Regions from separate parts of the Homo sapiens genome. Here region 2 is linked to region 1. The links are chromatin loops, found by intact Hi-C in ENCODE. Cell type or tissue: K562. All regions are shown on one strand. Links, peaks and the distances in the headings refer to the core of each region. The heading gives the core; the rest is flanking DNA. Region 1 overlaps LOC105369812 (a long non-coding RNA gene). Region 2 has its middle 110 kb from the start of CAND1.

Region 1 (16,023 bases), core at 3,356-11,355:
AGATAAGAGGCTTGGTGAAATAAGCTTCTCATATGCACATCTCGCTGGTGCAAAAAGTACTTGCAGTTTTGGACCGTGAATTGTAAGTCGTTATAACTAGGCTCAAACATGTCTTTAACCAAAAAAGGAATCATTACAATCAATAAATTTCTGCCAGTGAGAAATACGTTTATTCCTGTAGCCTAAAAATCCATGCTTCAGGATTTGACAAACTTTTGGAGAGCATTTTCTGCATCCTGCTGGTTGTGGAAGCATTTTCCCTGCAAAAAGTTGTTGAGATGCTTGAAGAAGTGGTAGTTTTGAAGTGTCATCTTCTCTTATTCTATGCAACAACAATGAACCATTTCTTGATTGGATTGTGATGTGCGAGGAAAAGTGGATTTTATATGACAACCGGCGATGACCAGCTCAGTGTTTGGACCGAGAAGAAGCTCCAAAGCTACTTCTCAGCGAGAGGTCAGGTGAACATGGGAGATGAGGCAAAACTTCGTAGCCCAATTTGTTCAACTTCTGAAGCGTGGGTTGTGATGTGCAGTCGGACATTGTGGTGGAGAAGAATTGGGCCCTTCCTGTTGACCAAAGCCAGCTGCAGGCATTGCAGTTTTTGGTGCATCTCATTGGTTTGCTGAGCATACTTCTCAGGTGTAATGGTTTCCCAGGGATTCAGAAAGCTGCAGTGGATCAGACCAGCAGCAGCCCACCAAGCAGTGACCAGGACCTTTTTTGGTGCAAGTTTGGCTTTGGGAAGTGTTTTGGAGCTTCTTCTCGGTCCAACCACTGAGCTGGTCATCGCCAGTTGTCATATAAAATCCACTTTTCCTCGCACATCACAATCCAATCAAGAAATGGTTCATTGTTGTTGCATAGAATAAGAGAAGATGACACTTCAAAACGACAATTTTTAAAAAAATTTTCGGTGAGCTCATGAGGCACCCACTTATCAGGTTTTTCACCTTTCCAATTTGCTTCAAATGCTGAATGACCATAGAATGTTTCAGGGGGTGTGGCTTCTTAGTGTCCCCAGTATTTCATGGAAGGCCTACTCAGGTTGGTGGTATTGGTGTTTACTTGTCCGGAGTGAGATCTGTTAAAAAAACAAACAGGCATATTAAAATATTAAGAGTGTATTTGAGGAGACAGCAATTCACGCATAGGGCAGCTCCAAGCCAGAAGTGGTCAGGGCCCTGCCAAAGAAGTGAAAGAGAAAAGCATTATAGGGTGAATGCGAAAGTGAGGCAAAGAAAATATTAAGTTGGTTCAGATCAGATATTGCCTTATTTGGATTTTCTCAGCAGAAAGTCCCTGGTAATATAATGCTCAGTTGGCTTGTGACGGGCTGAGCTGAAGTTTCAATTTGTTTACATAGGAATGCAGGGTGATAGAGCCATCCCAGCCTAATGACCTCTCATTAAGTTAGTTTAACAAGTCCCACAAGGTTATGGTGAGTTTGTCAGAGATGTTTGAACCAGAGCAGCTCCATCTTGAATAGGGGCTGTGTAAAATGAGGCTGAGACCTGATGGGCTGCATTCCCAAGAGGTTAAGGCATTCTAAGTCACAGAATGAGATAAGAGGTTGGCACAAGATACAGGCATAAAAACCTTGTTGATAAAACAGGTTGCAGTAAAGAAGCCAGTTAAAACTCACGAAAACCAAGAAGGTGAGGAGAGTGATCTCTGGTCGATCTCACTGCTACACTCCCACCAGCGCCATGACAGCTTATAAATGCCATGGCAATGACAGGAAGTTACCCTATGTGGTCTAAAAGGAGGAGGCATGAATACTCCACCCTTTATTTAGCATATAATCAACAAATAACTGTAAAAATGGGCAACCAGCCTGGCTGCTCTGCCTGTGGAGTAGCCATTCTTTTATTCATTTACTTTTCTAATAAACTTGCTTTCATTTTACTTTATGGACTCACCCTGAATTCTTTCTTGCACAAGATCCAAGAACCCTCTCTTGGGGTCTGGATCAGGACCCCTTCCCAGTAACAAGTTCTGAGTGGGGCCCTACCCAGCCTTATCTAATGCCAACCGTATCACCCTGAAAATCCAGCATAACTAATTTGTATCATTTGAAAAACAGCCTGTGAAAAACCATGCCTCCTGTATGTAACATCCTGGTTCTTGCGATATCTCGGTACCTTCCCCACAGGTCCGTAACACATGCTGGTCATGTTGCTGCTGAGTAATGGTGATCACTCTATGGATATGCTGCGTCACCTTTACCTCTATTGTCACAGGAGCTAGGAGGAACTGAGCACAGCAGGTTGGCCAGGGGCTATGACAGCGTTCCCATGGAAACCTAATTATTCTAATGTGTAAGATACATACTATCCTATTACAGCATTTAGTTATAACAGCCTGAGAGTTGCATTACTTTCAGAAATGCATGTGCCTTGTCGATCAAGCTGTAAGTTCCTTGAGAGCAGAAGCCACGTGTCAGTCAACTTTGTATCTCAATGAATTTTGGTTGATAAGCAGTGGGTAAACTTTTGGTGAAGGGATGAATGAAACCTGAAGGGGATTGGTAAATACGCCACCCCAAAATATGCCACTTTGGGATAGGACTATTTTGAGATCCGACAGATGCAGAAAGAAGTCTTCCAAGAGCTTCTCTTTCTTAAAAAATCTGACTCAAATCAGAAATTCCTGGGAAATGAGGACTGCCATAAATTGCCTCTCCAAGGGAATTTTTAAGGCCATGAAGAAGACAGAAAGTCACCACTGAGATGGACCTGAACACACACACCTTGCCAAGATAGCCCCTGGCTTCCACAAGAGTTCCCCATGCATTTACCTTCCCGTAGTGGACTGCTCTTGAAAGCCCCAAACCCTTTTTTCTTTCTGTCAAGTCTCCACAGTTTATCTTTCTTTGTTTAAAATGGTATATGAGCTTTTCGGCCTATTAGCTTGTTTGTATGCCTTTTCTCCTGATAATCTGTCTTTTGTCAGTCTAATTTGCAGTGCTCCAGTGAATCTAAAAGGGTAGAGGAAAAAGGGTTATTTGTTTCCCCTATAAACTGAATTATAAATTCCATTACAACAGGGTCTATGTCATTTTATCTTCTTAGTACTTAACGTAAAGCAGTGTTTAATAGGTCAGACGTGCTCAATTTAGGGTATCCAAAGGGAGCAGAATTGTATATATACATATATATTTCATGTGCAATATTTACAATATATTTATATTCATAATATATACAATATTGCAAAAATCCTAATAGAAGCTATAACATTATTCTAAAGATTGCTGTTCATAGCAGGGATTATATCAGTCTGTGTAGAAAGCTGTTTTTAGCAAATGATAAGCAATTCCTTTATATGTGTTGATTTACTTCCTATGGCAAAAACAAATAATATATAAATATTATATTATATATAAATATAAATAAATTCCTTATTATTTAGCAACTGTGATGTTTTTGTAAAGAAAATCTTTCACATAGAAAAAAATAAAAGCTCTTCCTGTTCTTGGTGGTAAATAGTATGGAAACCAGTGCAGTGCAATTCAATTTCAAAGAATTAAATATCACTAAAACTTGTTTATTTATTTTTTTATTTTTGAGACAGGGTCTCACTGTGTCACCCAGGCTGGAGTGCAGTGGCACAATCATAGCTCACTGCAGCTTCAACCTCCCACGCTCAAGCCACCCTCCCATCTCAGCCTCCCAAGTAGCTGAGTTTACAGGAATGCGCCACCACATGCAGATAATTTTTGTATTTTTTGCAGAGACAGGGTCTCACCATATTGCCCAGGCTGGGCTTGAACTCCTGATCTCAAGTAATCTGCCCACCTCAGCCTCCCAAAGTACTAACTCTTATTAAATGTTGTGGTCAGAACAACTCTGTCCTTAGTTATATGGAAGTGACCTGCAGCAGGTGATGGAGAAGAATCAGAAGACTGACTAAGCAACTTTCAGTTACTTCATATGGATTTCACATTGGTGGAAAAGCAGGAACAAAAAGAAGTCTTGATTCATGCACAGTTGATAGCAGGAGACCATTTACTGGCCCTCATGAGATCCTCCCTGGAAGAGGATCAATATCAAGGGTGAATGATTCCTATTTCTTCACTTCCTGTTTGTTCAACCAGAAATTTCTACGTATGTTGTTGTATTCCTCAGGACACTTCCAATTTCAAGTGACAAAAACCCAACTCAAACTAATTTGACACAAAAGGGAATGTACTGGCTCTTACAACTGAAAAGTTGAAAAGTCGGTTCTAGTTCAGGTATGGCTGGATCCAGGACATCAGATGATGTCCTTAAGATGCACTTGCTCTACCTTCATCTTCAGGCTCTGCTTCCCTCTCCCTAAACAAAGTTTCTACACTGGGCAGTGCAAAGTATCTCTGCATCTTCATGTTTAAATGGTTCTTTGATCCCACAATCTTCAGAATGACTCTCTCAGTGCAGCCCCACATCAAGGACTCTGAAATGACAATGAATGCCTCTGCTTGGGTTAGATGCCCACTACAGGACACATCACTATATTGGGGAGGATGAGGCATGATTGTCCAATCTGGCTCAAATGCTCAGTCGTCTGGGAAAATGGCCATGTGTGTGACCGCTCCACAGACATGAGAGGCTGGGATTTCCAACAGAAAGATGCTAGGAAGACAGAAGAGTTGCTTATGCCCTAAGATCAAGATCTGTGTAGAGTGTCCCCTCAACCACCCAAATCACAACCTCCCCATATAAGGCCTAATCGGATGTTTTTTGTTGTTGCTTTTGTTTTTGTTTTTTGTTGTTTTGTTTTGTTTTGTTTTGTTTTAGATGGAGTCTCACTCTGTTGCCATGCTGGAGTGCAGTGGTGCGATCTTGGCTCACTGCAACCCCCACCTCCCAGGTTCAAGCAATTATCCTGCCTCAGCCTCCCGAGTAGGTGGTATTACAGCCACGTGCCACCATGCCCAGCTAATTTTTGTGTTTTTAGTGGAGACGGGATTTCATCATGTTGGCCAGGCTGGTCTCAAGCTCTTGACCTCGTGATCCACCCGCTTCGGCCTCCCAAAGTGCTGGGATTACAGGCGTGAGCCACCTCGCCCAGCCCTAATCATATGTTTTTAAGCAAAAGGCCTAAAAAGCTTCCTCCTAGGTTCTGTTCAAAACTGAAACAAAACAAAGCAAAAAATAAAAATAATAATAATAATGATTGAGGAAGCCATGAGATTCCAGGCACTATATTAAGTTTAAAGGCTTCCAAATGTTCAACTTCTAATGAATGATTCACTTCACCTCAATGCCTCTGTTTTAGCAAAAAGCACCTGTTCTTTAAAACAGATTTACCTCTTCAGCTGAGATAGAAATTCTAAGATAGAATAATTTAAGAGCTAGAAAGGGCCAAATAACAGTTTTCATCAGGGAAATAAAACAATGTCCATTCTCTGGATTGGATACAACCCAAGAAAAGCCATTACCCAGCAGTGACATATGAAATATCTGCTTTGATTTCATGTGGGAGATTATTTAGCAATGTCAAGACAAAACATGCCAATTCCTGGCAGTTGTCAAAATGCCATTCCTAGTGTAACCCTGACAAAAAAAAATCCACTCCCTCTGCAAATGTCACCAAGCTTCTGATGGAAAATGGATATATTTGCCAGTTTGGGAGAATAAAGAAAAGACTGGAAGGAAGAAAAAGTTTCCCTTTAGGAGGAAACTAGAAGGAAAAGGAGGGAGGAAGGAAGAAAGGGAAGGAGAAAAAAAAGGGAGAGAAGCAGGGAAGGAGGAAGGGTGACCTTTTAGTCTACCCTTCAGATTTATGCTAAAAGTTTGCCAGGTCAGAAAACAGGCTTTGGAATTAAGGGAGATATGAGACCAACGTCAGGCCCTGCCACTTAAGAGTTACCTACACTTGGTAACTTCACCTTCATTTGTCTCAGTGTCTTCACTGGAAAAATGAAAAATAATAGTACAATTAATAATGGTTAAAAGAAGCAACCTGGCCAGGCACGGTGGCTCACGCCTGTAATCCCAGCACTTTGGAAGTCTGAGGCGGGTGGATCACCTGAGGTCAGGAGTTCAAGACAGCCTGGCCAACGTGGCGAAACCCTGTCTCTATTAAAAATACAAAAATTAGCTGGGCATGGTGGCGTGCACCTGTAATGCCAGCTGTTAGGGAGGTGGAGGCAGGAGAATCACTTGAACCCAGGAGGCAGAGATTGCAGTGAGCCAACATTGCTCCATTGCACTCCAGCCTGGACGACAAGAGCAAAACTCCATTTCAAAAACAAAAATGAAGTAACCCATGTGCAGTGCTGAGCCTGGTGCCAATCTGTAGAGAGCACAATACATAAGATCTGGTATTATAGGCCTACGGAAACAATGTATCCTGGTGCTCCATGGAAAACATTTTCTTTATTTAAATTCATCGACTTAAAAACACCTAGACAGAAATTATGAATAGGCTATGCCTCTTTATTTCATAGGCAGAATGGCAAGTTTTGAATAAAAGTATGCTCTTGTTTGACACATGGAAAATAGGAAAAGGCATCTGAAGAATCTTCACATTATCAAGCCTGAACCTTCGCAGAACACTAGAGGTCCCTCTTGGCACTGAATCCTCCAGCCCCGATGATGCAGAATTCAGAGTGACAATTTTCTGCCTCAGCCCCACTAGATGTCTCTTCAATAAAGTTCTAATACAGTTAGTGCCCTGGCATTGATTCGATGCCTGGGAACCATTACATAGAAAGAACATAGTTTTAAATAATCAAACCATTTTCCTAAATGTGCATACATTCTAGAAGCCACCCTCCACTGCCACACACATAATTCAAACTGAAGATGTCTTTTGTTTTCCAGAACCATTGCCTGATATTAAGATGATATCAGGGAAAGGGAGCAAAGGTGACAAGGAAGTTGTTTCGATTAATTGGGAACCATAGATCGTACTTGGAAGCCATGGGGGAGATGCCCTCCACGAAATTAAAAATGAAGTTACTCTCTCAGAGTTAAATCACCAAATCAATGGGAGTGCTAGCAATGTGGCTTTAATGGCCCAGGTTCCAGTAAGCAGAAAAGTCAGACTTCTGTCTTCTACATAGCCAACTTCCTCAAAACACGAAAGAAGAGAATGCCTTTCTGAAGGAAGGCAATTTCTTCTAGTTGCATCTAATCAAAACTTTATTGTGTTTCTATTGCCTGCTGTTTTCCTAAGAAACGTTGAATTACTGGGATGATACCTGATTCTCACCAGCTACCAGAACCACCTCCTTAGTTTTCAGGGAGTGTTTTTTGACACAAACCACTTCAACAGCATTGCAGCAGCTAGTTTAAAAGGCAATATTTTGTCTTGTGTTTAATAAGCTTAAAAACTCACAAGCCCACCTAGCATTTCTAACCAGCATTTATCCATTTGTCTGAATGGATCGAAGATTGCCTCATGGGCATAATAACTGACTTTAGGCATAATGGTTGTGATGCCTGGCACAGTGGGGTATTCTGTTAGGGGAGCGAGAGAGCTGTGGACAGGGAAATCACGTAGCTTGGGAAGCCTCAAACTACAAAGATATAGTAGCAGGTATGGGCAAGGCACAGAGAAGCTGAAAGTGGGGTGCATGCGAGACCACAACATAGGCTGGTATTGTGTTTAAGAAATTTCAATGTAAATGTCTTTAGGCAGGGGATTCACCCGAGTTAGCCACCATTTCCACCATATTCCATTGCTTCCTATTGTCTTAGGCCTGGGGTAATTTGATAACCTCGAACATCTGGCCCCTTTGGCCTGAGTCAGAGCTGTTTTTTCAGGGAGGGTTTGCTAGAAAGTAAATGATTGGGACAATTAGAGAGATTAGAATAAGATCTATAGATTTAGATAACACTATCATAACAAGTCTAATTTACTAATTTTGATCATTGTACTGTGATTATGTAAGAAAATAGTTATTTTTAGGAAATTAACTCAAGTATATGAGAGCAAAGGCATAAAGATAAAAATAACTACAGATGACAATGTCTCATTCCAGATCTGCCATATAAGGATTTCTAGAAGTGAGGCCCTGAAACCTGCATTTACCATGATCCCCAGGGAATTCCCGTGCACCTTCAAGACTGAGAGGCCCGGATCTGTAACACCTGCTGAAGAATGACACCCATTTACGAGATAAAGAAAACACTGTTCTTTGCTGCTCCCCTGGTTACCCTCAAAAGCCAGAAAGAAGGGAGGATGAAGAGAAAGTCAGCCTCTGCAGACATAGCTGTCATTTGTAACTGCTGCTGTTTCCCAGTCAGCTTAAATGGAAAATGGACTGCTCTTACACCAACGTCACTTAAGTCCATCACGGCAGTACTCCAGGTCCTCCTTTCCCATGTATTGCCTGAGTGGGGCACATTGCCCCCTGACAGACACAGGATGCTGCCCCCAGGCCAACACTTAGAGCTAGAACAGCGACGCTCATCACAGAGCTAGAATTGCAAGCTCAGTCAGGTACAGGGAGTGTTGTGCCTGATTGCAAAAAACTGACTCAGCCTTTCAGTAAAAGTGCCTTAGGGAATGGAACTAGATTGTCCTGTGACAAACCAATGAACACATCTGCTTGTCTCAAAATATGTGAAGCAGAACCAAGCTTCCAGTGCTGAACACAGGACTGCTCTAGTCACCAGGCAGCATCCTTTCCCAAAGAAGGTTTCATAGAACACTAGCCTAGTAGATGATCTTGGCAAAAAGGAACCCATAACTAAGTAAGTTCTGGAAACGCTGTATTTTGTTTCTCCCCTCTTGGAAACTGAAGATGCACATTAACATATTAAGTGCTCTGAAAAGTCACGCACTGAAGAAAAAACCAGTATGACTCTTGTTTAGCTCAGTATTTCCTGAATATGTTCTTTGATGAGACTCCTTTTTCATTGAGTGCCTATTAATATTTTCTAGAATAAGGTTTTAAAGAAAAAAACTGAGGAAACGTTATAGAGGAGAATTTATATTCAAAGGGGAAGTCATTTAGTTCCATAAATGGAACGTTAATTGGAGAAAGATTGGCAGTTGTGAAGCACATCTAAAAGTATTGGCAGAGCCTCTGAAGGACTTGGGAAATGGACTTCCATTCCCTGCCAGGAAACTTCCTTAGGAATAAAGGGACTCCTTTGGTCCTGATCAGAAAGGGAGCAGTATTCCTTGTCTGCATTAGAGTGGAATATTGGGATGATTAGCTACCAGAAGAGTCCTCTTTGATCTTTCCCACTCCTTCAACCCCGTATCCATTCCACCGGAAATCCTACCCTACGTCCTCAATCTCAATCTCCCACTTCCAGTGCTGCAACCTCAGCTCACTGCAGCCTTGACTTTCTGGGCTCAAGCGATCCTCCCACCCCAGCCTCCCAACCATCTGGGACCACAGGGAGGTGCAATCACGCCTGGCTAATTTTTGTATTTGTAGTAGACACAGGGTTTCTCCATGTTGCCCAGGCTGGTCTCTAACTCCTGGGCTCAAGCAACCCACCTGCCTTCGCCTCCCAAAGTGCTGGGATTATAGGCATGAGCCACTGTACCCAGCCTCAATCTCCCACTTCTTACACATCCACTGCTGCAATAGTCTACTCACTGGTTTCCCTACTTTCACTTTTATTCTCCTGCTATGGTCTGAATATTTGTGTCCCACAAAAATTCATATGTTGAAATTCTAACCCTTAAGGTGATAGTATTAGGATAGTATTGGGGCCTTTGGGAGGTGATGAGGTAGTGAGAGTGGCACCCTCATGATTGGGATTAGTGCCCTTATAAAAGAGGCCCCAAAGAGAGCCCTGAGGTTGCAGCGAGAAGGCCACATCTATGAACCATAAAGCCAGCCCTCACCAGACACCGAATTTGCCAGTGCCTTGATCTTGGACTTCACAGCCTCCAGAACTGTAAGAAATAAATGTTGTCTATAAGCCAGCCAGTCTGTGGTATTTTGTTATAACTGCCTAAACAGACTGACACAACATCTAGTGTATTGTCCATACTGCAGCAAGGTGATCTTAGCACTTAGAATCTGATAAAAATCACACTGCTTAAAAACTTCCAAAACCTGTCCCTTGCCATGGAGAAAACACAAAGATAACATAGGCCTGGCCTGGCATTTCCCTTCAAACTCATCTTCACTAATCTTCCACTCATCTGCATGTTCCAGCCACACTCCTCTTCTCCTGGATTCTCTTTACCTGGAATTCTCCTTCCCATCTCGATTTTGCCTATTTGCCCTTCAATATAGATCACGGTGATCTATGATGGTCATAGTGATCACAGATTCATCACAGAACACTATGCAAAAATCATTTCCTCCAGGAAGACTTTCTTGATTCAACAGTCTAGGTTGGAGCAGCTCAAAGTGCAATCCATACTTCGGTGCCAATCTACAAATTGTTTCCAATGTGATAAATATTAAAATTAAGAAATAAGCATTTAGAAAGTTCTACAGTGTTTTAAAATTACCATGACATCCAAGCACATGGTCAGTAGACTCCCCTTGTTGAACAGGGCAAAGAGCAATTCAGGTGTTGTCAAAATCACGTGGTCAGTCACATGTAGCACAATTTGTATGCTAGTATCAGTCCAGGGCAGATTGAAGGGAAAAGTGGTCTTTCAGCACACATAGTTAGAGATGCACTGGTCTAGGTCACTTTGTCATGTTATATAGTCACAGCACCATGTACCTTCTTTCCAAAGCATCTATCACAGTTGGTAATTTTATGTATTTTTTGCGAACTTTTTTCTTATTGTCTTTCTCCTACACAAGACTCCTAGCTTCCTGACAGCAAGAACCAACCAGGCTTGTTGCTGCTCAATGTCAAATCTTTCTAGTCCAGCTGAATACCTGGGACACAGTTGGTGCTTAAACAATGTGACTAATAAATAAGTGGAAAACGTATACCTAGTGAGCCTTGTCATCAATTTTAATACTGTATCACCTCAACACCATTCTTAGCACTTACTGAGTTACCTGTGGCTTATATGTGAGGATAAGGGTGAGCAATGAGAGAGAGATGAGAGAATAATTATTTCATTTTATGAACTCAACCAGACCCTTTCAGATCACATTTCAATGGCATAATAGGTATAAAATGAGTAGTGAACAATGATGTTTTAAGGGTACAAAGGAATGCTTTGTCTTTGGTAACCCATATCTGTGACCTATTGTCACACATCTTGGGTATTTCGTTTTGTTTGATGTTTATATTTGACTCTAATTAAGCAACATCATAAAATTTCATTGCCCTCCCAGCAACAGAGCTCATGCCAGCTTTCGGTGATGTTGTGTTTCCTCACCCAGCTCTATCCTCCCTGCCTTTGTTCACAGCTGTTTTGCTGATAAAATGGAGAGAAAGAGAGCTGGTATTCAGCTGACAGCTTGCTTCTGGCAGCTGCTGGACCTCAGAGCATAATTTCCTCCCTAGTGGGTTATCAGAATCAAACACCCTCGACTAATCAGAATTTCAAAGAAAGCAGATATCCAGTTGAATTTAAGAAGATTATTCCAAAAGAGCTCTGAGTAGGACATTGGACTTTTGGCACCCTAACTATTTGCTCAAACAGGCATCAGAGTCAGCTGGAGTCTTGAACTTTTTCCAGGAAAGAGAAGAAATTTTAATATAGTGAAAAGAGCAATGGATGGTGGTAGCAAGTCTTAGCCCTGCTCTGGGAAAGGTACCTAATCTCCGTGGTTTGATTTCCTCATACGTTGAAAAGGGGGATTGGACCAGATGACCTCTTGATCTCTTCTAGCTCTGAAATTATGGAAATGAATGATTCAGTTCCTAGACAGAGGTTTCAAGAATGCTAAGGAGCTGAGTATCTGTTCCCAGATGGCAAAGTTGGCAAAGTTTATATAGGACTTAAAGGTCTTTCTATTTACTACTCATTCAGTTTAATCCTTCTTCTGAAAGACAGTACAGTATTTACCTCTTGCCTAATATTGTGAACATGAATTTGTTTATACAATCTCATGACTCTGAGATCTAACTCTAATTCCATAAATAGAACTATAAATACTAATGGTATTCCCAAAAACATCATGCTTGGTGAAAATGTTCTAGGATCAAATACGTTTCTTTCTTTCTTTCTTTTTTTTTTTTTTTTTTTTTTTGAGATGGAGTTTCGCTCTTGTTGCCGAGGCTGGAGTGTAATTGTGTGAACTCAGCTCACTGCAACCTCTGCCTCCCGGGTTCAAGCAATTCTCCTGCCTCAGCCCACTGAGTAGCTGGGATTACAGGCATGTGCTGCCACACCCGGCTAATTTTGTATTTTTAGTAGAGACGGGGTTTCTCCATGTTAGTCAGGCTGGTCTTGAACTCCCAACCTCAGGTAATCCGCCCACCTCGGCCTCCCAAAGCACTGGGATTACAGGAGTGAGCCACTGCGCCCAGCTGGATCAAATACGTTTCTGAAATGCTGTACTCAATATCCTCTCCTTAATGTTTCACATGGCAGAAGGGTGCATTAAAGCCTAGAAAGTCATGCGCTAAAGAAAGCCCACTTAAGTTTGCTTGCCCTAGAATTTCTCAGCGTTGAAGTCTTTTTTTTCCTCTGGAACACTTGTTTTCATTTTTATTTTTTAATTTTTATTTATTTATTTATTTATTTATTTATTATTATACTTTAAGTTCTAGGGTACATGTGCACAACATGCAGGTTTGTTACATAGCTATACATGTGCCATGTTGGTTTGCTGCACCCATCAACTCATCATTTACATTAGGTATTTCTCCTTATGCTATCCCTCTCCCAGCCCCCCACCCCTCAACAGGCCCTGATGTGTGATGTTCCCCTTCCTGTGTCCAAGTGTTCTCATTGTTCAATTCCCACCTATGAGTGAGAACATGCGGTGTTTGGTTTTTTGTCCTTGCGATAGTTTGCTGAGAATGATGGTTTCCAGCTTCATCCATGTCCCTGCAAAGGACACAAACTCATCCTTTTTTATGGCTGCATAGTATTCCATGGTATATATGTGCCACATTTTCTTAATCCAGTCTATCATTGATGGACATTTAGGTTGGTTCCAAGTCTTTGCTATTGTGAATAGTGCCGCAATAAACATACGTGTGCATGTGTCTTTATAGTAGAATGATTTATAATCCTTCGGGTATATACCCAGTAATGGGATTGCTGAGTCAAATGGTATTTTCTAGTTCTAGATCCTTGAGGAGTCGCCACACTGTCTTCCACAATGGTTGAACTAATTTATGCTCCCACCAACAGTATAAAAGTGTTCCTATTCTTCCACATCCTCTCCTGCATCTGTTGTTTCCTGACTTTTTAATGATCGCCATTCTAACTGGTTTGAGATGGTATCTCATTGTGGTTTTGATTTGCATTTCTCTGATGGTCAGTGATGATGAGCATTTTTTCATGTGTCTGTTGGCTGCATAAATGTCTTCTTTTGAGAAGTGTCTGTTCATATCCTTCGCCCACTTGTTGATGGGGTTGTTTCTTTTCTTGAAAATTTGTAGAAGTTCTTTGTAGATTCTGGATATTAGCCCTTTGTCAGATGGGTAGATAGCAAAAATGTTCTCCCATTCTGTAGGTTGCCTGTTCACTCTGATGGTAACTTCTTTTGCTGTGCAGAAGCTCTTTAGTTTAATTAGATCCCATTTGTCAATTTTGGCTTTTGTTGCCATTGCTTTTGGTGTTTTAGTCATGAAGCCCTTGCCCATGCCTATGTCCTGAATGGTATTGCCTAGGTTTTCTTCTAGGTTTTAGGTTTAACATTTAAGTCTTTAATCCATCTTGAATTAATTTTTGTATAAGATGTAAGGAAGGGATCCAGTTTCAGCTTTCTACTTATGACTAGCCAGTTTTCCCAGCACCATTTATTAAATAGGGAATCCTTTCCCCATTTCTTGTTTTTGTCAGGTTTGTCAAAGATCAGATGGTTGTAGTTGTGTGGCGTTATTTCTGAGGCCTCTGTTCTGTTCCATTGGTCTATATATCTGTTTTGGTACCACTGCCATGCTCTCTTGGTTACTGCAGACTTGTAATATAGTTTGAAGTCAGGTAGCGTGATGCCTCCAGCTTTGTTCTTTTTGCTTAGGATTGTCTTGGTAATGCGGGCTCTTTTTTGGTTCCATATGAACTTTAGTTTTTCCAATTCTGTAGAGAAAGTCATTGGTAGCTTGATGGGGATGACATTGAATCTATAAATTACCTTGGGCAGTATGGCCATTTTCACGATATTGATTCTTCCTATCCTTGAGCATGGAATGTTCTTCCATTTGTTTGCATCCTCTTTTATTTCATTGAGCAGTGGTTTGTAGTTCTCCTTGAAGAGGTTCTTCACATCCCTTGTAAGTGGGATTCCTAGGTATTTTATTCTCTTTGAAGCAATTGTGAATGGGAGTTCACTCATGATTTGGCTCTCTGTTTGTCTGTTATTGGTGTATAGGAATGCTTGTGATTTTTGCACATTGATTTTGTAACCTGAGACTTTGCTGAAGTTGCTTATCAGGTTAAGGAGATTTGGGGCTGAGACAATGGGGTTTTCTAAATATACAATCACGTCATCTGCAAACACGGACAATTTGACTTCCTCTTTTCCTAATTGAATACTCTTTATTTCTTTCTCTTGCCTGATTGCCCTGGCCAGAACTTCCAACACTATGTTGAATAGGAGTGGTGAGAGAGGGTGTTCTTGTCTGGTGCCGGTTTTCAAAGGGAATGCTTCCAGTTTTTGCCCATTCAGTATGATATTGGCTGTGGGTTTGTCATAACTTGCTCTTATTATTTTGAGATATGTTCCATCAATACCTAGTTTATTGAGAGTTTTTAGCATGAAGGGCTGTTGAATTTTGTCAAAGGCCTTTTCTGCATCTATTGAGATAATCATGTGGTTTTTGTCTTTCGTTCTGTTTATATGCTGGATTACATTTATTGATTTGTGTATGTTGAACCAGCCTTGCATCCCAGGGACGAAGCCCACTTGATCATGATGGATAAGCTTTTTGATGTGCTGCTGGATTTGGTTTGCCAGTATTCTATTGAGGATTTTCACATTGATGTTCATCAGGGATATTGATCTAAAATTCTCTTTTTTGTTGTGTGTCTGCCAGGCTTTGGTATCAAGATGTTGCTGGCCTCATACAATTAGTTAGGGAGGATTCTCTCTTTTTCTACTCATTGGAATAGTTTCAGAAGGAATGGCACCAGATCCTGTTTGTACCTCAGGTAGAATTCGGCTGTGAATCCTTCTGGTCCTGGACTTTTTTTGGTTCGTAGGATATTAATTATTGCCTCAATTTCAGAACCTGTTATTAGTATATTCAGAGATTCAACTTCTTCCTGGTTTAGTCTTAGGAGGGTGTATGTATCCAGGAATTTATCCATTTTTTTCTAGATTTTCTGGTTTATTTGCACAGAGGTGTTTATAGTATTCTCTGATGGTAGTTTGTATTTCTGTGGGATCAGTGGTGATATCCCCTTTATCATTTTTTATTGAGTCTATTTGATTCTTCTCTCTTTCTTCTTTATTAGTCTTGCTAGTGGTCTATCAATTGTGTTGATCTTTCAGAAAAAAGAGCTCCTGGATTCACTGAATTTTTGGAGGTTTTTTGGTGTCTCTATCTCCTTCAGTTCTGCTCTGATCTTAGTTATTTCTTGTCTTCTGCTAGCTTTTGAATGTGTTTGCTCTTGCTTCTCTAGTTCTTTTAATTGTGATATTAGGGTGTCAATTTTAGATCTTTCCTGCTTTCTCTTGCGGGCATTTAGTGCTATAAATTTCCCTCTACACACTGCTTTAAATGTGTCCCAGAGATTCTGGTACGTTGTGTCTTTGTTCTCATTGGTTTCAAAGAATATCTTCATTTCTGCCTTCATTTCGTTATTTACCCAGTAGTCATTCAGGAGTAGGTTGTTCAGTTTCCATGTAGTTGTGTGGTTTTGAGTTAGTTTCTTAATCCTGAGTTCTAGTTTGAGATGGCACTGTGGTCTGAGAGACAGTTTGTTGTGACTTCTGTTCTTTTACCTTTGCCGAGGACTGCTTTACTTCCAATTATGTGGTCAATTTTAGAATAAGTGCAATGTGCTGAGAAGAATGTATATTCTGTTGAT
Region 2 (16,023 bases), core at 3,828-11,827, 250 kb after region 1:
TTCACAACTCAAGACATCAGATCATTAAAAATAGCAATTGACATAACAATTACTTACAATTCAAAACAATGAGAAAAAATATCGTATGGATTATCCCCCAAATTTAAGGGAAAACATATCAACTCAGATTAAACTTTTGTGTTGGAATAACCCACTAATATTTTAAATAGTGAAAATGTAGAAATACATTTTTAAAAGTTATTTTAATTTCTGCTGTTGTTTAATCAAGGGTTGAAGAAGCCCGGAATCATAGGCAGTTAGTTGCTTCCTCCCTTCAGTTTTCATAGCATTTTGTACTTATGTTTTTTTCATACTCATTACATTTTGCAATAAGTTTGTTTTTAACTGGCATCCATTTAACCATGTTGCCAAAATAGATGATGCTCTCCATTCCTTCTATAAAACATGCTGACTGAGGCTCACGGCACTTATTGCTTAAGGATTCTACTCTTCAATGTGCCCTCATACTACTCACACCAGTCAAGCTGTTTGCTGAGCAAGAGTCACTTGGGCTGGTCCCCAAAATCCTTGAATCCAACTGTACTTGTTATCACACTTATGTATTTGAAATATTATATTAATAAAATAAAGATAAAAGGAAGCCATTTCTATGAAAAAAGATTGCATGATTTAGAAACTACTAATGAAACCAAGCCACTAAAAAACCCTGTTGAAATAGATATAAGTAACACAGCTGTAAAAAACTGAGCAACGAAATCAGACAGGATTATGCACTTAGATTGATAGCACGTGCCGTATTCCTGTCTGCTTTAAATAATTTGAAACTGAATGTGGTTTAAACACCAATTGATGGCCCATACTTTTGTGACTCTCCATCAAAATATTGGTGAATATACATTGGTTTATATTAAGTGAGAAAAAATAATTATGACTTTAAGACTCCCTGTTTTAGTCTATTTTGTTTCTGTTCACTGAGCAATGAGTTCCAATTACAAATAAGAAGAAATTTATGATATGGTTTGACTATGTTCTCAGCCAAATCGCATTTTGAATTGTAGTTCCCATAATCCCCACGTGTTGTGGGAAGGACCAGATGGAGACAATTGAATCATGGGGGCAGTTTCCCCCATCCTTTTCTCATGACAGTGAGTGAGTTCTCACGAGATCTGATGGGTTTTTAAGGAGTTCCCCCTACTTTGCTGGGCGCTCATTCTTCTCTTTGCTGTCTCCATGTGAGGAAGGGTGTATTTGTTTCCCCTTCCAGCATGATTGTAAGTTTCCTGAGGCCTCCCCAGCCCTGCAGAACTGTGAGTCAATTAAACCTCTTTCCTTTATAAATTACTCAGTCTCAGATATGTCCTCATAGCAGTGGGAGAACAAACTAATACAATTTATTGTCTTGTTATTATTGGTTTACAAGCTTCTGTGTGGCCTACAAGCACCTGAGGTTGCAAGTTCTGAAATGTTGGTGGTTTCGGTGCCAGAAAACTAGTGACAAAAAGCTAGAGATTTCAGTGGGCTGCAGAGGACCATGATAATCAGCAGTTTATAGTTCTGGAATGTCATGAAAAATGTTACAATAAAATTTTTGGCAAGTAAAAGCATTAAATAAGCCTACCATGTGTTATCATTGACATTTTATAGGACAATGATAGCTCTCCAAAAAACTAGAATAGTCAGTTAATAGACATTCTTTCAAATGTAGTGTTATTTAGTAGCATCCAAACTTACTTCATTGTCCTTATTTTGCCCATTTTTTCTTGAGTACATCAAGTCTTCATTAGCAGTCCGTGCTAATTCAAACACTAGAACTTCTGAGCTCTTGTGAGTGATAGCTGTTTCATGCAGTATTTCTACAGCTTAAATAATGCATATTCTCATTTTTAAGTAAAGGCACTCTCACAGAGATTTCTGCTCCCTGACCTGTGTAGTCTTACATCATTTTATTATAATATAAAATAAATATGCACATATTTTATTTGAATGTAAAAGAAGTATATGCTTCTATCCAACTAAAAAGCAAATTTACAAATTAAATACTAACAACACTGCAACACCATTAAAATTCAAATTAACAGCATTAATTTAATGTGATACATGATGTTTACTGGAACTACATTACTGATGTTGGGTTTAATACATAAGGATGCAGCCTCAGGTCAAGGTCTATAAATAGTTTTTATAGTTTCATTTTGATAACAGTAATGTAGGAAAGGAATGTGTTCCCCTAAGTATGATTTTGTTTACTAGTTCAGAATAAATGGCTTTCCAATAGAATCGAAAGTCTTCCAGTGAATATTGATTCTAGAGTAATTTTCTTGAAGTGTCAACTTTGTAAATTGTTTAGAAATAATTTACAAAATTGACATTGTGGCCTTTAAAATATGTGTATGGGTATTTAATTTAATTATTAAAATAATGAATACTTCATAGTATACTTATTGTTAATGAATTATTCCTACTTAGTATCTGAACAGTAGACCCACTTGCAAAATAAGGATGATACCAGATACAACAGATAGGTTGCCTTCTCCTTTTTTAAGTCTGAATGCCTACACCATCATATTCCATGTGATGACCCAATTCTTCCACTACTTTCCTCTGTTCTTATAACTTTGAAACCTTTGGCCACTCAGCGCTCCACAATGTCATTTGATGCAAACACAATCATAAATATAAACACAAGCTCAGGCATTAGGATTACAATGCATAATCAATTATAAGGTAATAAATCTGATAAGCCGGAATACATTTACATTAATTTTTAAGTTTATCAATGAAATAAAAACGTAAAGTTAAAAAGCTTTTGCCAAAAATCAAAATTCTGCAGAACACCCTTGTGCAGTTCCAGAGTTCCACACACCAGTTTTTGAAACTCTAGTATAGGGCCTAGTGAAGGGAAGAAGAGTAATGAAATACAAAGGATTTGAGGTATTCATTTTTTAAAAAGTTTTTCACACATTTGTAGCAGGATTTGAGGTGTTCAGAAACTTCCTGGAATAAAACATCAATTGTCAATCACTTTTAATTTCTTTTAAAAATAAGAACAAAGTTGTAAGAGGGGTATGGTGTAAGCATGGAAAATAAATATAGGGAGAAAGAGAGTTTCCTATGGCAAAGACTTTAAACGAAGAGGAAGTCCAGAGTCAAAGATCAAACATATTTAAACGAACGCACAAATAATGTATTTTAAAGACTCAACTGATGGGAGAAGTTAACAGGTATGCCCAGCAGGGTCTAGGTGCTTAGCAGTTCAGGTTGAAGTTTGTCAGACAGGGAAGAATTACCATGGCTCACAGCTCTCTGTGAATATTTCTAGGTCAGTGTTTCCACTCCCAGGTATTAAGGTTAGGAATTGATGCCATGTCTGTTTTCCTCTTTGGGCCACTTCGTCGACGGCTGGAATATGGCCTCATATGGCCTCATTGCCTCATTCTTCTCTGTAACTCTACTACCATGCACAGTTTCAGGTACACAGGAGGGACCAAGTGAAAGACAGAGAATGAAGTAAGTATTTCTGAGGTGGAAAGATCTTAAGGACCTTCTAGCCCAGTGTTTTGCAACTTCCAAGCTACAGACAAGGAAGGTAAATTTTTACCTGTCTAGCAAGAGCTTCTACTGTATTGCAGAGGGAAGAATATATTAATAACATTTATTGAGCATTTACTCTTAAGGTCTTTCTTAATCATAAAGACCCAGGTCTTTATGATTCTTGAGACTGAATTGTTAACCATTTTGATATAATATCTTCAAACAGGTCTTAAAGTCATTAATCAAGTTACTAACGCTTAAAAGCCTAACTTAAAAAAAAATCTACAAGATGGGCATTATGACAGAGATGAATAGCTGTCCACCCAAATTCTTACTCCCCTTTGCATAATATAGAGTTGTTGTTGAAAAGTAGCAAAGTGCCTGCCTGGCAACAGACTGCATTTCTCACCCCACTTGCATCTAGGTGAGGCCATGTGAGAGAGGAATTTGCATGCAAGTCTGTGTGATACTTACGGGCCAGGGCTTTAAAGAGCATTGCACCTTCTCCAGGTTCTCTTTCTCCTTTTCCCAACTAAATTCAAATGATAATTTGATCCTAGGGCAGATGTCTCCAAACTTTTTCTGTAAAAGGCCAAGTAGTAAATAGTTCAGGCTTTGCAGCTCATAATATCTCTGTTGCAGCTATTCAAATCTACCATTGTAATGCAATAGCAGCATAGATCATACATAAATTAGTGGCCATAGCTATGTTCCCATAAGATTTTTTTCACGAAAATAGGCCACAGGCCAGATTTGGCCACAAGCTATAATTTGCCAACCTATGCAGTAAAGGATGATGGAGGCACCATATTGAAGGAAGCAAAATATCTATATCATTGCATGGAAGAGAGTCTCCTGACAAACAGGAAATCCACTTTGGATAGCTACTTGCATGATAAATACATTTCTATTTAGTTTGAGTTAATATATGTTTCTTAAAAGAAAAGCTATTTGTTGCAGCACCTAGTGTCATCCCATCTAACAAGTTGAAGTGTGATGCCGCCATTATGTTAAAACTAAAATATATGGTGCTGGCGTACAGGGAGGATTGTAGGCACTAAGGAAATATATCTAATGCTAGAATAACAGAGATATGAAATGACAAAACATTTAGCAAAACCATCATCTGCAATCTCTTGGAAGGAAGATGAAATGCCTACTGGGTCTGTAACACTTGGTGTGGGGGATCTGGGGAGAAAGAAGTTTGAAAAAAGCCAGAATATTAGTGTGTGTCAGCAATTGCTTGGCTGCTGCATTTAGTAAGATATTGCAAGAAAGTGATGAGCTCAGGAAAAGATTGTCGATTAGAGAGCAAGAAATAAAAGGGAATGGAAAGAGTCCAGAAATGTAAAGCTTTTCAGTGTTGAAGAATGCTTCTGGACTTTAAGCAACAGGAAATAACCTGGGCATTGTGGCTCATACCTGTAATCCCAGCACTTTGGGAGGCTGAGGCAGGAGGGTAGCTTGAGTCCAAGAGTTCAAAGCCAGCCTGGGCAGCATAGTGAGACCCCATGTCTACAAAAAATAAAAAAATTAGTCAGGCATGGTGGTGAGTGCTTTTAGTCCCAGCTACTCGAGAGGCTGAGATGGGAGGATTGTTTGAGCCCAGGAGATCAAAGCTGCGGTGAGCCTTGATCAAGCCACTGCACTCCAACCTGGGTGACAGAGTGAGACCTTGTCAAAAAACTAAATAAAAAAAAATTCAAGGAGGCCTTGAATGACAAAAGTCCAGTCGTGAGACTCCTCAAATAAAGTGATTCAACCCTAGAGCAAAGGTACAATTGAGAGTGTTGCCCTCTCACCTTAACCTGTGGCTTTTGAGAGTCTCATTAAATTGGGAGATAAATGCCTATGGGAAAGAGAGCAAAGAAACAAAGTGGAATTGAAAGCTATCTATAGGAAAGAACTCAGGTGTGATTACACATGGAAATAGCTGGAAGCAAATAAACTAAGGTCTAAGTTTCTGAGAGACCTGTATTGTCAAAGGTAGGTTGTATTATTATCCCCCCCTTTTAAACCTCTATCCACTGCCTTAAGATTTGCAATGTTTCCTTGAGGAAGAATCTACTTCCCTGCTCCACTGATATCAGACTTTTGCCAATGGACTGCAAGAAGCAGCAATAAATATCACCCTGTTCTTTCATACATCCTGGAAGCCATTACATGGCTATGCTAATTCCAACAGGAGCTGATCTTTCAGTCTCGATCCTAGAATGAAGAAGTCACCTAGAACAAAATGCTGACAAGCTACAGCTATTTAGTGAGAGCAAGAATTTAAGCCTTTATTTTGTAAGCCACTGATATTTCAGTATTATTTATTAACACAGTAAAACTTAGAGCTAACGCATATCTAAAGAGATGATACCCCTGACCCGAAACTGATTGTTTGAGATTAAAAAAAAGTCAGACCCCTTAATTGCATGAACAGGAAGAGGGCCATGAAAGCTGAACAGCCCCCAAGAATGGCATATTCCCCAGCAGTTATTTCAGATGTGGCCCTGGAAGGTAAGAAGCAGAGAAAAAGCCTAGAAGAGATCCAAAGGTGAACATGGGAGTTCCTCCTGGAGAGCAGAACTGGGGTCTAATTAAGGAACTTCCCTCATTTCCAAGGTACATATTCTTGAAAAGACCTTCTCAGTAGGATTTCATCCCTGCTGTTGTGCTGCGTCAGCTATGTATTTCCCATTCCTTCTTCATCTGAATGGATCTGTCCCTGCTCTATCATTCCATATTTTCTTTTTCAGTTAATTTGTGGCCAGACCAAAAGAAGAACTTTTGGCCTGAGTGAGGAGGACAATAATCATCAAGAGATCATAGAGTTTGATCTGGTTGCAGAAAGCAGATGGTACTTATGCTTAATTCCCTTAAGGAGGAGTGAGTGTGTCTTTTGGGTGCAAAGAAGGGTGAACACATATGTAGTGCTAGAGGGGCAGGCTGTGCAGAGAGCTCGCTGAAGACAGAAGTCTGTGCTCCCTTTTCCAGAGAATGGATATGTCTCCAGGAAGGCACACTATTTTCTCAGCCCTTCTTACATCAAGGTGTGTTGAGTGCCTAGTTATCACCAAAGAAATGTTTGTGAAAATCATGTGTGTCATTTCTGGGCCAGGCTTGTAAGAAATAGATGTGTCTTGTTTTCTTCTTCTTTTCCCTTCTGTTGCCTAGATGCAGAGAATAATTATAAGGACTTGGAGGATGATGGGACCAAAGGATAGATGAGCTGTCTGCTGATCAGAAACTCTGCCTTATATTGATACACGAGTGAGAAATAAGCTTCTATTGTATTTAAGCCAATTTTCATTTTAAGTCTACTTTTATAGTACCTGGTGTTACTGTAACTAATACAGAGATTATAGTAGTTCTAAGCTTCCATATTAGCTGAAGGATTAAAATGAACTAAAGCACTTAGTACAGTCAAGGAATATATTAATTATTCAATAAATATACATTCATTTGATCTCTCAGTGCAGTAACTGAATACTGTTTTATATTCTGCTACCATACTTCTGCTTGCTTTTATTTCTAGTATATATGTCAGAAAATATGTGCTCCATTTTGGCCGCCTTACAGGGATCCTCCCTGCCCAAGTAAGAATGTACTAAAAGCATATAAAAATTAGCCTTGGCTATTTGCTTTTGTCTCTGGCATTCATCCAGAATATACCCCAGTGTATTCATTTCCACACACAAATCTTTATTGTCGTCTTCCTTCACAACCCCCACTGGGTACTCCACAGCTCCACTCTTGATTTTTACTTCCAATTCTGATCTTTCATGCTGGACACGTATTACGACTCTTGGACACAGTGACGATATTGGCTTTCTGGCACCATGCGCCTCCACTCTGGCTCTGTCCAACACTCTACCCCTGCTTCCCATATCCATGTTGAATCCCTTGGAAAAAGGAGATGTTTTTGTTTCAATTGATTTAAGACTGGCTCCCTCCTACCTTCAGGTAAAGACTGATAAATTCAGGGACATCATGTAGTTTCATGGATCATGCCCTTGTTCAGGCAACTTGGGTGCACACTTGACCTAGTGCCACTACTGTACAAATGAATAACCACCCTCTGCTGGGCTTTATATTAGAAAGCTTGTCAAGATATCAAGAGACTAATGGAGTTCTTTATTCATGACCTTTATTCATTCTCCTCAGCCTTTTCCACTTAAAAGTGTTAGCCACTTGAGGGCAGAGACTTCAGCTTGTTTTTTCTTAGCTTCTAGAAAAGAGCCTGTCACATAAATATTTGTAAAATAAGTCACTGAAGAGCCATGTATCCCATATCCTCTCTCCAAGAAATTCTGCCACCAGCACTGCTTAGACTTTCTTCAAGTCTCCACTTTACCCCTCTCCTATTCACTAAAGCCTATGTAAATTTGCAACAAAGAGGAAGGGGACCTTCTTCTCTGTAGTGAAATAAAGTAGTCAGCTGAACTCACCTGATTTAGCACCTGGGTCTTAGCAGACATAGTCACTCTTATTGCTCAGAACCAAGGCCTTCTGCAAGTTCAAAGGGACTACCACGTTGTGGTAGTAGTTCCTCCAGCCCTCTACAACCTCCCACAGCACCTTAGGGTTCCGTGAAAATTGCTGTGGTCTAACATGCTTACCATTCAAGATAACTAGATACTCTCACTAATCCCTATTACGGACCAGTTCCTTAAAATTTGGGCTTGATGAAATAAGACTTTCAGAAAATCTACAACGTTGGGCAAAACAAAAAGGGTAATAAGTAACAATGGCTTCAGAGAACCATCTCAACCAGTTCAAGTATTTAATGATAATTTTCAGATTGTCCAATATCTCTGTCATCTTCTAATGAGTTATAAATGGGATGTTCCATGACTTGATAACTTTCTAGATGGGAACTTTTCTTTTTCTTTTTTTTTTTTCCATTTTTTGAGACAGGGTCTTGCACTGTCACCCAGACTGGAGTGCAGTGGTGCAGCCATGGCTCCCTGCAGTCTTTTGCTCCCAGGCTCAAGCTATCCTTGCACCACAGTCTCCTGCGTAGCAGCTGGTACTACAGGTGCATGCCAGCGCATCTGGTTAATTTCTTAATTTTGGTAGAGACGGCAGGGGGTTGGCTCATGTTGCTCAGGCTGGTCTCAAACCCCTGGGCTTAAGCAATCCTCCTACCTCAGCCTCCCAAAATGCTGAGATTACAGGCATAAACCACCATGCCAGGCCGGAAAGGTTTCCTTATGCATATGACCTCCAATAAGCTCATGGTTCATGGACTGCTTATTGTAGTGCCACCTCCTGGCCAAATCTGAGAATGTGGAAGACAATCCAATGATGTCAAAGAAAGTGACCACAATTTTAATGTGAAAGTGCTCTACAAAATCAAGAACTCCAAGTTATTCCAAAACTGTTCTAGTTACAGGTGGTTTCTGGGGTTTTCTGGTCATTTATCTTTTATTTCCGTAACCCAGTGATTCTCAAAGTGTATTCCGCAGACCAGCATCATTATCTAGGAGCTTGTTAGAAAATCACATTTTGGGGCCTCACCACAAACCTACTGAATCAGAAATCCTGGTGGCAGGGGACAGTAATCTGAGCTTTTAAAGCCCTCCATGTGATTCTTATACATGCTCAAGTTTGAGAGCCAGTGTTATAACCAGACTATTCTTGAAATCTTTATGTGGAAAAAGGGTTTTCCTGGCACACAGACATCACAGTTATTGAAAATCTCATTCATCTCAGCTCCAAACCCTACCTACTCAGACCCAACCTGGTTCTTCATTAACCTTGATGATACCTCAAACATCATTGTAGGAAAGCATATTCTTTGAGAAGCACGCCCAAGTTTGGGTAGGCTTTGTTTCTTATTATTTTTCTAGAAGGCAATCACAGCCCAGGCCAATTACTCTATATGAGAACAAGTGGTATTAGGCATCACAGCCACATTTGAAACATGTGGTGATCTTCCTAAGTGACCCTGCATGGTGCTCCTAGGCAACCACGAATAGCCGAGGGAAATCTACAGACTCAGTTCATGGCAGCTGAAATGGACCACTTAAGCTAATACATGTATTACATGCTGGACAAAGACCTGCATGACCTTCCTCTGAAAACCAGAATGTCAGGGGACAGAAGAAACCTGCAACCCCAGGAAATCCTCTGACACAAGCGTAGCTAGGGAAGATGATATGCAATGGCAGCAGCAGAAATCCAGTTCTACACAGGGATAGTCATTGAGTCACGGAGTGTTGATGAGCTCTACAGCCAGACCAAATAGGCCTAAGGCATAAAAACCATTTCAGTGGCCACTCATTTGATTTGAAATCCTCCAGCACAGCCCTCTCTGCCATATCCATCATAGGTCAAGGAACCACTGAACTTGCTCACCAATGCAAATGTGTCTGCAACATCATCACCCTTCATTTTTAGCCTTAGTTTTTTTCCCCAGCCACAACTGCATCTCATAGGTGAGAACCCCTCTTTCAGCAATGACACATTTATTTTTCTGCCTTACCTCTGCGATTCCTGGTCCAACACAACACCAACCATGTTATTTTGTCCACATTCTATCTCTTGGTGCTTAATTACCTGAACCACATCTATGGACCTTTGTTTACAGTCTTAGTACTAATTTATTTTTCAAATATTGATTGAATACCTAGAACGTATCAGGCATTGAGAATACATCAATAAATAAAGGTAATTCTCCCTGCTTACTGCCCCATCCCAGTTTTGAGCCCATTTATTGAGCATTTACTATGCACCAGGGAGCAAGCTGAGTGCCAGGGAGCAAGCTGATAGATTTCTGTATACTTATATACATTTTCTCACTTAACATAAGAGATATGTAAAAGTAATATTCCATTTTACAGGTAAAGCAATTAAGACTCGAATACGTATTTTTTTCTAAGGTCACGCAGCTAGTAATTTGAGGATGTTGGATTTGAACCAAGGTCAATGTTTATGAATGCCATAAAATATTGTGTTGGCTGTTCTAACAGAGCCATTCTACTCCTTAGTGATGAGAATGAAGTTCTGTTTCTTTCTCCAGAATAGTTACTTCACCCTATCATGAGGCCTTCAAATGGGCTTAAGTTAGCTGTGTAACCAGGCATTAGGTGAACAAAAGCCCATTGGCTTATATGGCTGAAATTTCTTTGGCTTAGTCTTATGTAATGCATTCTGATCAGTAACTCAGTTAATTTTGTTCTCTAGCTTCTGTTTAAATATATATCCTCCGACAACCCCTTTGAACAACATAATTTGTCTAGACCAGCATTTTCTCTGAGATCTTGACATTTGTCCTCAGACATCACTTACCTTGATGATGGCTAAGTCACATTGTCAGACCCTCAGTATTGTGGGAATGACTAGCTTGACCAATTCTTTGAACAGCTTCCCCACCAAGGAAGGTGCCAATCACACGAAAAATGTATATAGTTTACCATTTTGAAAAAAAAGTAGTTGTGTTGAAAAACTCTGAAGTAGTTCAACTTTGCTTAGATTTCTTCTATGACAGTCACATCAGATAGTCCTCTGAGACAGCTTTTCACATGACCAGTATGGAGATGTCAGCCATTCCCTCTCTGGACCTCACCGTTACTCAAATATTTTTGTCCCCTGGTTCTTGCTGTGCAAAATTATCCCCTTCACCTCCAAGTCTTCTCTGGCTAAACCTCTGGGGAGATTCATTCAACTTTTTCTTTTATCAGGGTTTCCAGGCTCATAAGTATTTGGGTCATTAACTTTTAAATACTCTCTAGTTTGTCTAAATATCTCCTCAAGTAAGTATGATGTCCAGAATAGCACACACTCTTCTTGGACTTCAAAATGCTTCTTTCTTTTAAAAAATGATTATGAAACACTCCGGACAAAATACATAAAGAATATTACAACAAACACCTATGTACCTATTAACAAGGTCAAACAGAATATTATCAAACAAATAAAGTCTTCTATATGCCCTCCCTTTAGCCTCCTCTTCCGGTCCTCCAGAGTTAATCACTGTAGAATACTACTGTTACCATGAACAGAATGATAATCACTGTTTACCATTCCAATATATTTTTTATGCCACCAAATACCAGTTTTAATTATCCTTTATGGTACCATGCTATCTGAAGCTGATAACTATTAATCTTGTTTTATAAACCTTCCAGAAGAGAGTTAGTGTAAGTAGTAGCTCTTAATCTTTGTTTTCCAGCTTTTCACTATCATTTCTCTGAATGATTTCTTAACGTTTAACTTTAATTCTAACTAGGATCAACTAATTCAATTAAATCTAGGGGTAACATTCGTGGAAATAGAGAACACTTGCTCTCCATATCTGACGTGGCCCCTTCAATATAGTTTGAAAACTTGTTTAAAATCTGTGAGAATATCTCTTCACCAGTGTGGATAGGTATACAATTACTTTATATTTTCTTTGCGAAAAGTTTGAGCCATAAGAACTGTAATCAGTTCCTATATCAAGGTGATATTTGTTTGGTAGTCTGAGCCTCTCTCGGGAAGATTAGATTTATTTCCTCATATCTCTGTGGTTCTGAAAGTCTATTAATAGGTTAATCTCCAAGCGGGATCTCACGGATATTTACATCAGCTTTCCTGAGGAACCTTAAGTGATTGCATATATAACATATTGTTGGTTACAAAGTTAGTAGGAATTGACCAAATTTTCTCCATACTAGAGACTGTCGATCCTACTGAAATGTCAAATTCTTCAAATAACTTGATCAATAATATAGAATACCTAGGGAGGTGGTAAGTATCTCAACATCTGTCTTTAACACTGCAGCTTCAAGGATATTCTGAACACATGTTTTATAAGCAAATGTTCTCCATTTTCTGCTGCTTAAAATAAATCCTTCAATGAAATAATGTTTGATTTCAATACTCTTGCAATTGAAATAAAACTAATTCTAAAAGTGTTTTTTTTCTTACATTCATTAAAGAAAAATGGTTTTGCTCTCTGCTGCCAGGTGAATTCTATCTTCATCAGCCAGAAGGCAACAGATAACTCACATTTGGCAAATTATACAAAGAACAAAGAGTTAAATATAGAGTATACCTTCAAGAAAGATTATATCTGAACCTTTAATATTAAATATCCTGGAAAATGCACAAATCTCTGTAGTTATCAAAATGGGATGCTACTTAAATGAATTATATAGCTTCAGTATTAATAAAAAAAAGTTGTGCTCTTGTCTAAAAGAGGAGCCTATGAAACAGAATAAAGTAGTTCTGGAAAAATTGGATTAAATTAGCTGGAACCCAAAACTCAAATAATATAGTTGAATAACCATGATTTTTCCCTTTTTTCAGAAAATCATAAATATTCAGAAAAATAATTAACCAACTTCCATATACCCATCATCAAAAATCAACAAATGCTGTTGACATTTTAACATTTTTGCTTCTGTCTTTTAAATTTAATAAAGGAAATAAAATATTTCATTTTTTTTTTTTTTTTTGAGATGGAGTCTTGCTCTGTCACCCAGGCTGGAGTGCAGTGACCTGATCTTGGCTCACTGCAAGCTCCACCTCCTGGGTTCACACCATTATCTGGCTCAGCCTCCCAAGTAGCTGGGACTACAGGTGCCCGCCACCACACCTGGCTACTTTTTTGCATTCTTAGTAGAGACAGGGTTTCATCGTGTTAGCCAGGAGGGTCTCAATCTCCTGACCTCATGATCCACCCGCCTCGGCCTCCCAAAGTGCTGGGATTACAGGCGAGAGCCACCGCACCCAGCCATGGAAATAAAATATTTCAAATGAAGTTAAAACTTAGCCTTTGTCTCCCTCCCCAGTCCCAATCTTCTCTCTTCCTTCCCAGAGGCAACTCCTGCATCAATGAGCGTGAATGTAATGTGTCATTTACGTGCTCTTTTTGTTTTTAATTTAAGTACTCTCATATGGTATCTCTAATTTCTGAATCATTTTTATTCACCATCATGTTATTAAGGACAACCATATTCTACATCATTCACTTAACTGCTATAAAATATTTCATTTCATAACACAATTTACATATTCACTGATGGGAAGTTAGGTCATTTCTAATAGTATGCTATTTTAAACACTGCTGCAGTAGGCATCTTTTACATATCTTCTTGTGCACATGTGTTGGAGTTTCTCTAGAAATACATACTGTAAGGCGGCAATGTTTTAAGTTGTACTAGATATTACCAAAATGCTTTCCACATTAGCTGTATCAATTACTAAAAATAAAATCCTAAGCCCCCCCCCCCACCAGCCATCAGAATGGACCCCCTGTTTGCCAGGGGGACCCCAGAGAAACCTTAAAAACTGAGTTCCCGGCCACGATGGGACAGGAGGTCCGACATGCCTCATTATATCCCCTCCATTTTGCAGTTTAGATGCAACAGCTGACCAGCATTAATATTAAAATAGAGATCATAAGACTGATAGAACAGACTCTACGGCAATAAGATACCAAATTATACAGCCCCTAAAGCCACGTTGGACAACCCAACCCCACACTTAAAGAATACACTGTGTTCTAATTGCTACAAGGTTTTTCTCTTTCTCTAGCAGCCAAACAAGCACTGGCCTTGAGATGAGCGATATTAAAACAATTGCATGGGTGGACATGGTGACTCATGCCTGTAATCCCAGTGCTTTGGAAGGCTTAGGTGGGAGGATCACTCAGGGCCAGGAGTTTGAGGCTGTAATGAGCTATGATCGAGTCCCTGCACTCCAGCCTCATGACAGAGTTAAGACGTTGTCTCAAAAAAAAAAAAAAAAAAAAACAAAAACCCAAAAAACAAACAAACAAAAAACCATTGCAGCTCATCCACTGCTGCCAGGCACTGACTAATTGACATCCTGTTCCACAACCCATAACTACAGCTTTGATTGGATAAGAGACTGATTTCAGTAACTTTCTCCTGATAGGAAACCACCGACCATGGACTGGTTCTGGCTGGTTTATAGAGTCTGTTCACTTGAGTGCCACTGTGTCCCTGCTTCCCCTTTGGACATATAGGGCCTAATTATAATGCATTTTAATGTTAAGCCTCCCCTCAAAGTGAACATGGGACTCATGTAACATGTATATTTGTTCGATACATGTGTGTCAGTCTCCCCTTTGTGAATGTTCATAGCTCCTCCTATAATCTGTTGAATATGTATGTTTAGCCAAACTGTTTGGCATAAAGCTCCTGCCCCAATCCCTCCTCCTTTGAAGTGTCTTCTAACAATCTCTGTCAGAGGCTACACTTCCCAGCCTGTCAGAATTGCTACCCTGCAGGCTGTAGCCCTTTATCAAAAAATTAAGTCTTGGGTTGGGCTCAGTGGCTCATGCCTGTAATCCCAGCACTTTCAAGGAACAAGGCAGGAGGATTGCCTGAGGTCAGGAGTTCAAGACCAGCCTGGGCAACATAGCAAGACCTGTGTCCCTAAAAAATTTTTTTCAAGTATCCGGGTGTGGTGGCCTATGCCTGTAGTCCAGTGACTCAAGAGGCTGAGGTGGAAGGATCACTTGAGCCCAGGAGTTTGAGGCTGCAGTGAGCTAGGATGGCAACACTGCACTCCAGCATGGGTGACAGAGTGAGATCTTGTCTTTTAAAATGAAAAAGAAAAAAAAAAGAAAGTCTCCTTTCTAAATTTATAAGTTGTGTAATTTTTCAGTAGACAATTACATAACACAATTTACTTACTCACCAATGGGAAGTTAGGTCGCTTCTAATAGTATGCTATTTTAAACACTGCTGCAGTTGGCATCTTTTACGTATCTTCTTATGCACATGTGCTGGAGTTTTTTTCTAGAAATACTGTGAGGCGGGTACATTTTAAGTTGTACTAGATATTACCAAAATGCTCTGTGCATCAGCTGTACCACTTACAGCTCTACCACAGGGTTCTTGTCTTTCTGCCTCCTATTCAGCATGTAGCATTGTCAATGTAGTAAATATTTGTCATTTGTTTTGGCTACCCAGTACGCTGACCATGCTTTCCATATTTGGAGAATCTCTAATTATGAGTCCCCACCTTCCACTACAGACATGAGTTTCTTCCCTACCCTCCCTAGGCTTCACCAATCAGATTCACCCAAATCAGATCATGAATGGAAAGCCAGTGACTTAACAGGAAGCAGGTGCTCCTTGGAGGCCACTCTTGGCAGTAGCTGCATCCATTTTTCGGAGGCCTCAGAGACGAGAGATTCCAGAAGCAACATTCTGGTATTGGTGCTGGTACTGGTGACACAAATAGTGGTCGTTAGTCAGGATTTCTGACAGTTGTGGAGTTTCAGTGGTGTTGAATGATGTTATTTGGGGTGTGTTTCCTCGTCTTCCCATAGACTCTGTGAGTTTTCTAATAGACAGTTGAGTGCAGCTCTAAAGAGGGAGAATTCTGGAAATGGGCTGCCTATGTTGAAGCCATTGTTTCTTGACAAATTAGCTCCATAACCTTGGGCAAATTAACCTCTCAGAGACTCTGCTTCCTCCTCTATTACAAGTGGGAAATAATTGCACCTGTCTTACAGGCTTTTGTGAGGAGTAAATGAGCAAATACCTGTAAAGCACTTGAAACGGTGGCTGGCACACAGTC

Evidence for each region. A loop is a pair of places that touch in the nucleus more often than their neighbours do. Peaks named below come from ENCODE experiments on the same cell type or tissue, not always from the same donor. Only the 100,000 strongest peaks of a DNase experiment are listed, where the experiment ranks them.
Region 2: a loop joins it to region 1, with 5 times the contacts of the local background. A loop is called at or near these places in 3 of 110 quality-filtered maps.

The regions. Positions count from the first base shown.
Region 1 is chr12:67,406,218-67,422,240 of GRCh38, reverse strand. It overlaps LOC105369812 (a long non-coding RNA gene), which reads right to left. Exons shown (of 5, transcript XR_001749186.2): 2 at 1-1,084. Among named protein-coding and RNA genes, the nearest start is that of LINC02420, 28 kb to the left of the region's middle. In K562, for the core only: a CTCF peak has its summit at 6,545; no DNase peak of the experiment used is centred there.
Region 2 is chr12:67,154,250-67,170,272 of GRCh38, reverse strand. No RefSeq gene overlaps it. Among named protein-coding and RNA genes, the nearest start is that of CAND1, 110 kb to the left of the region's middle. In K562, for the core only: a CTCF peak has its summit at 8,749 (motif pointing left); no DNase peak of the experiment used is centred there.